Regions from separate parts of the Homo sapiens genome. Here region 1 is linked to region 2. The links are chromatin loops, found by intact Hi-C in ENCODE. Cell type or tissue: endothelial cell of umbilical vein. All regions are shown on one strand. Links, peaks and the distances in the headings refer to the core of each region. The heading gives the core; the rest is flanking DNA. Region 1 overlaps ORMDL2 (ORMDL sphingolipid biosynthesis regulator 2). Region 2 overlaps DGKA (diacylglycerol kinase alpha).

What was found. Peaks named below come from ENCODE experiments on the same cell type or tissue, not always from the same donor. Only the 100,000 strongest peaks of a DNase experiment are listed, where the experiment ranks them.
Region 1: a loop joins it to region 2, with 7 times the contacts of the local background. A loop is called at or near these places in 36 of 110 quality-filtered maps.

The regions. Positions count from the first base shown.
Region 1 is chr12:55,819,762-55,822,668 of GRCh38, forward strand. ORMDL2 (ORMDL sphingolipid biosynthesis regulator 2) reads left to right here. Exons shown (of 4, transcript NM_014182.5): 4 at 499-2,118. The coding sequence ends at 634. It overlaps DNAJC14 (DnaJ heat shock protein family (Hsp40) member C14), which reads right to left. Exons shown (of 7, transcript NM_032364.6): 5 at 2,811-2,907; 6 at 2,612-2,714; 7 at 1,224-2,426. The coding sequence ends at 2,216. Among named protein-coding and RNA genes, the nearest start is that of ORMDL2, 3.2 kb to the left of the region's middle. In endothelial cell of umbilical vein, for the core only: a CTCF peak has its summit at 1,101 (motif pointing right); no DNase peak of the experiment used is centred there.
Region 2 is chr12:55,938,917-55,941,823 of GRCh38, forward strand. DGKA (diacylglycerol kinase alpha) reads left to right here. Exons shown (of 24, transcript NM_001345.5): 7 at 1-73; 8 at 270-389; 9 at 499-613; 10 at 1,166-1,254; 11 at 1,398-1,517; 12 at 1,708-1,806; 13 at 1,981-2,064; 14 at 2,336-2,409; 15 at 2,594-2,668. Among named protein-coding and RNA genes, the nearest start is that of DGKA, 9.2 kb to the left of the region's middle. RefSeq lists enhancers at 1,024-1,524, 1,525-2,025, 1,645-1,734. In endothelial cell of umbilical vein, for the core only: a CTCF peak has its summit at 1,516 (motif pointing left); a DNase peak (open chromatin) is centred at 1,515.

The DNA.
Region 1 (2,907 bases), core at 86-2,585, 120 kb before region 2:
ACTGCCAAAAGAAGTAAATAAAGGCAGAACTGATATTAATCTTCAAAAACACTGTAGGGAGTGGAAGCAAAGAGGACTGTAACAGTCATACAGACTGAAATAGCTTGAGCCGTCATTTGCCATGTCATTAACAATTAACAGATACTGACTTACAGTCTCCAGTTAAGGGTGCTATCTCCTGAACCCCAAAGTAAATGCTGTTGATATAGCTGGAATAGTTTTAGATAATCTAGAACTATATACAGTAAAACTGGTCATTTAAAATAGAAGAGAAAGAGCAGGGCACTGTGGTGCATGCCTGGAGTCCCAGCTACTTGGGAGGCTATGGCAGAAGGATTGTTTGAGCCCAGGAGTTTGAGGTTGTACTGCACGTATCACACTTATGAATAGCCACTGCACTCCAACCTGGGAAACATGGTGAGAACTGTCTCTTAAAAAAAAAAAAGAATATGGATAGAGAAGGTCAACCTCACTCACCCTATTTTTTTCTCTCCCCAGCTATCTCCTGGCCAGCTTCTATACCAAGTATGATGCTGCGCACTTCCTCATCAACACAGCCTCATTGCTAAGTGTACTGCTGCCGAAGTTGCCCCAGTTCCATGGGGTTCGTGTCTTTGGCATCAACAAATACTGAGGGATGGGTTTTGGGACAGCTCCATGGGCATGGGGAAGGCACTGAAACAGAGGACTATAAAACATCCTTCTCTTATTCTCCATACTGTCTTCTACACCTTTAAAGCCTGAGAACTATACAACCTTTCCCAGACTCCCAAGAAGAGAAGAGATTGGCAAATGGGGCTCCTGGGCCCAGTCCTGCTAGTGGCAAGTTTCTTTGAATCAGGAAGGCAGGTGAGGTAAGGGCCAAATCACTCTCCTCCATAGCAGGAAGCCATTTGGGCAGCTTCTTTGGTGATTACATCTTTCCATATCTTTTACACTTACCACCTTCCAGCTCTGTTTTGCTGTGTATTTTTCTTACAATAATTTTTTTCAGCTATAGCTGCAGTTTAATCAGGATGGGTAGAGAGCTGTCCTCATAAGGCTGGGGGTGGGAAGATGGAATACTGACCTAATGTATAAAACTTAAAACAATTCTCCAATCCCCTCTCCTTTGGTCCAGTAGGAGGTGCCCTTCACTCTAAGCTTAACACTTAGTAGGGAAGAGATTCTCAAATGAGAAAAAGGGCTCCGGCTATATGGGCAACAAAGAGGGAAGATACAGGTTGCCAGTTATACATTTATAGAAAGATAATCCCCTGGCTTTAAATAGTCATGTACATACAAATATGAACAAACTTAAAAAAAAAATACAAACCCTTGGATCACATGGGGGCTTCTGGGAACCCCCGTATTCTTCCCCCTCACCCAAGGGCAGTGGGCATGAATCTACTTTTTAAAAATGATTAATTTTGGCCATCCTTGCAGAAAAGAGCCTAAAATTGGGTGATTTACCCACAAAGTGAAAGTCGAGGGAAAATTCAGTTTCCAGTCTCTGAACTCTATGCGATAATCTCCTATCATTAGGGCTACATGCTTTCTTGTTCTCTTTTAAATATTATATCAGGATAAAGGAGAGGGCTCCCTCCTGAAATGGGTCAAGAAAGAAGATAGACTTGTAGCTTTAAAAGGGTGGGAAAAAGTGTCATCTGCCCTAAAAGCAAATGACAAGACAAAGGCATACAGACCCCAGGGAAATACCCAGTTCCCACACCTAAAGGGATACACTGTCCAGCCCAGGTCCAGGCCCTAGGTTCTTTACTCTAGCTACCCCCTATTTCTTTGGTATTGTCAAAAGACAAGATTCAGGCCGGGCACAGTGGCTTATGCCTGTAATCCAGCACTTTGGGAGGCCAAGACGGGTGGATCACCTGAGCTCAGGAGTTCGAGACCAGCCTGGGCAACATGGTGAAACCCCGTCTCTACTAAAAATACAAAAAAGAATTAGCTGGGCCAGGTGTGGTGGTGTGTGCCTGTAATCCCAGCTACTCAGGAGGCTGAGATGGGAGAATTGCTTGAACCCGGGAGACAGAGGTTGCAGTAAGCTGAGATCACACCACTGCACTCCAGCTGGGCAACAGAGCAAGACTCCATCTCAAAAAATAAAAAGAAAAAGATTCAGTTCCTAGGTGTTGGGGGAGGAGGGATAAATCAAACTCCATCCTGTGCTACAGCCCTTTTGACTCCCTGACATTGATTTGAGGAAAGAGAAGGGGCATCAACGTTGGAAGGGCCTCCTCACTTTCTTCCGCCGCTTAGGTTTGGCTTCTCCCTTGGGTACTGTGCTGTTGGGCTTAGAGGCTGCAGCGGCTCCAGGGGCAGGCTGAGGAGCTGCAAAGAAGTTCCCATTGGGCATCTGCCCTGGGGGTACTTGAAAGATCCGACTCAAGAAATCCTGAAGATCAGCAGGAGGGGCATCTGGGGTGGCTCTGAGGTAAAACAGAAGAAATAAGGCAAGAGATGTTAGAGTCATATGGTTACCTAAGTTAGATATACTTATCAGTTCCCAAACTTCCTAGAAAACAAGGCCCCTGGGTGTCCTAAAAAGCAGGTCATCTGAAACCGTATTCAAAACTGAAATAGTGGATAGATTATTGACAGAAATACCACCTACCTCTGCCGCCCTCTGGTGCCTGGAATCCGAGAACCAAATGAGATGTGATAGGGGACTCTGTGGGTATCTGGGGAGATACCTACACGCTGGCATCCAGCCCACTCTATAAACATGAGAAATAATTAGCCAAAACGTCGCAGTTTAGAGCACATAAAAGATCAGGAAGTATGAGCCTGTATTTCTAGAGGACAGAGAGTACCTGTGATGTCATACACCTTTCCATCCATCAGTGCAAAGTAGGTGATCTTGAGGCCCAACATGCTTGACTCTGCCCAAAAGTCTCCTTCCTCAGCAGG
Region 2 (2,907 bases), core at 134-2,633:
AGTGGACAAAATTATCCTACAGATGATGCGAGTGGCTGAATACCTGGATTGGGATGTGTCTGAGCTGAGGCCGGTAAGGCAGCTCTTCCTTCATGTCCCTTCTTGTACCTTCTTCCCTGGTGAGTCCTGCATCTGCCTTACTTCATCTCTGACAGGCAACCTGGTTCCCTTGGCTAGGATGGCTGGGCTGGATATCCTAAGAGGCAGTGGAGAGGTGTTGGGTCTGAAGACCCACTCATACTGAAAGTCCCTTTCCACTCTGTGCTCAGATTCTTCAGGAGATGATGAAAGAGATTGACTATGATGGCAGTGGCTCTGTCTCTCAAGCTGAGTGGGTCCGGGCTGGGGCCACCACCGTGCCACTGCTAGTGCTGCTGGGTCTGGAGATGGTGAGTAGGAGAGACTTTGGGGGATGAGTAAGACAGCCTTGGGTTATGCTTGCCCGGATTGGCCCTGTAAGGGCTTTGACACTCCCTAGCATCTACTGTGCCTTCCTAGACTCTGAAGGACGACGGACAGCACATGTGGAGGCCCAAGAGGTTCCCCAGACCAGTCTACTGCAATCTGTGCGAGTCAAGCATTGGTCTTGGCAAACAGGGACTGAGCTGTAACCGTGAGTAATGGGAGCTGGGAGGTAGGGGAAGAGGGTCAGCCCAGCTATCTGTGGGAGCTTGATGCTGTAAACTTAGAAAAGACCTAGGTTTGAATCCTGGGCTCTGCCACTGACTAGTTATGTGACCTTGGGAAAGCCACATCACTTCTTTAAGCCTTAGTTTCCTCAACTGAAAATGAGGTAATTGTGAGCATTAAAAAAGTTGGTGCAAGAAAAGTGCTTCAGATGGTGCATGCACATACTATAAAATGCAATAAAAAATATCTATTATGATTACTGTTGCTGTTAGACCTGGGCCTCCCAAGCATTATCCAGCTCAGTTCCTGCCTGGCACATGGATGGTGTGGGGCAGGCATGCAGTAGCAGCTGATCTTTTAGGAGGAAGAGTAAGGAAAAGGCGTGGGTTTTGGAGGTGGGCACTTCACCCCGAACTTTTATTCTGCTACACCCTCAAGCAAGGGATCACATATCTGATCCTGCCTCACCCTCAGGTAAGAAGGAAATAGGGGGAGAGGCTCAGCTAAGCCTCCCAACTTCTTCCTTCTCCCTCAGTCTGTAAGTACACTGTTCACGACCAGTGTGCCATGAAAGCCCTGCCTTGTGAAGTCAGCACCTATGCCAAGTCTCGGAAGGACATTGGTGTGAGTGATCTCATGCCTCCACCCCCAACATCACCTACATCCTGGCCCTGGCCCTGGCCCTTGGCCCATTGCTGCCCTCAGCCCCTCCCTCCCCTAGGTCCTGCTCAGACCCTGCCAGACAAGGAACTGCCTTTCTCCCCAAGGTCCAATCACATGTGTGGGTGCGAGGAGGCTGTGAGTCCGGGCGCTGCGACCGCTGTCAGAAAAAGATCCGGATCTACCACAGTCTGACCGGGCTGCATTGTGTATGGTGCCACCTAGAGGTCAGTTTGGGAGCCATCCCTTCTGGGTGCGTCTTACCCCGCAGAGCTGCCTTCTCCACGGGCCTCCGGCCACACCTCCTTTACAGGCACAGTTGCCCCTGCTCCCAAGGGCTCTTTCCAGCCCAGACTGCCAGGTTGAGAGGAGACAGGGTTACCTTCGTGATCTCTCTGTGCCCACCTCGTCTTTCAGATCCACGATGACTGCCTGCAAGCGGTGGGCCATGAGTGTGACTGTGGGCTGCTCCGGGATCACATCCTGCCTCCATCTTCCATCTATCCCAGTGTCCTGGTGAGACCCTCGGCAGCAGCGGGGAGGGGACAGGAGTGCCTCCCCGATTTCCCACACGCACAGAGTGGCATTTAGAATAGAGAGCTCATACTTTTAGGATTCAAGTCAGACCCCTCTATTTAGGGATTCATGCACAATACAGCTTTTCTTCCCTCTACTTTCTTCCCCTCCCAGGCCTCTGGACCGGATCGTAAAAATAGCAAAACAAGCCAGAAGACCATGGATGATTTAAATTTGAGCACCTCTGAGGCTCTGCGGGTACAGGGCTGAGAGTCTTGGGCTTCATGATGGGGGCAGGTTTTTCACTGGAGCCCTCATGGGTGGGAATGAAGTGGGAGAGCCTGGTGGGGAGCGGTTGATGCTCACTCTCCAGAAACTCCACCATGGTAGGGGAGGGAAGGGGAGGGAAACAGGAGGGAGGGGGGAAATATCTTGGTGGAATGCTAGCCCTCTGCCCCTGTCTCCTGGGCCCACCTTAACTCTGACAAAATCCTGCTTTCTTTGTCCTTATTTTCTTCCCCCAATGCAGATTGACCCTGTTCCTAACACCCACCCACTTCTCGTCTTTGTCAATCCTAAGAGTGGCGGGAAGCAGGGGCAAAGGTGAGGAGAAATATATTGGGTCTTCTAAGATGAGAGGCAGGGCCTGCCTGCAACACTTAGAAGGTGGAAGGGGATGTGTGTGTCTGGAGGGGCATACCTTGAGGAACACACAAAGAGGGTGAGGTTCAGAAGATCACCCCCAACCCCCGCGCCTGCCATGAACTTTTCTTTTTCCCACACACAGGGTGCTCTGGAAGTTCCAGTATATATTAAACCCTCGACAGGTGTTCAACCTCCTAAAGGATGGTCCTGAGATAGGGTGAGCACAGGTTAGGGACTGTATCACAGTGTTTTCGTGGGTCTGTGTATCTGTATATGTTAGGAGAGTGCAGGAAAGAGTGCAGATTGGGAGAGGAGGGCTAGAGATCCCCAAGAGGCCAGAATTCAGAATATTTCCTTCCCTAGGGTCACTGGGTATCCCATCCTCCGAGCTCTCTGGCCCATCTTTGTCCTGCTCTCAAAGAATGAAGATCCAATTTTTCCCTAACCACTGAGGAG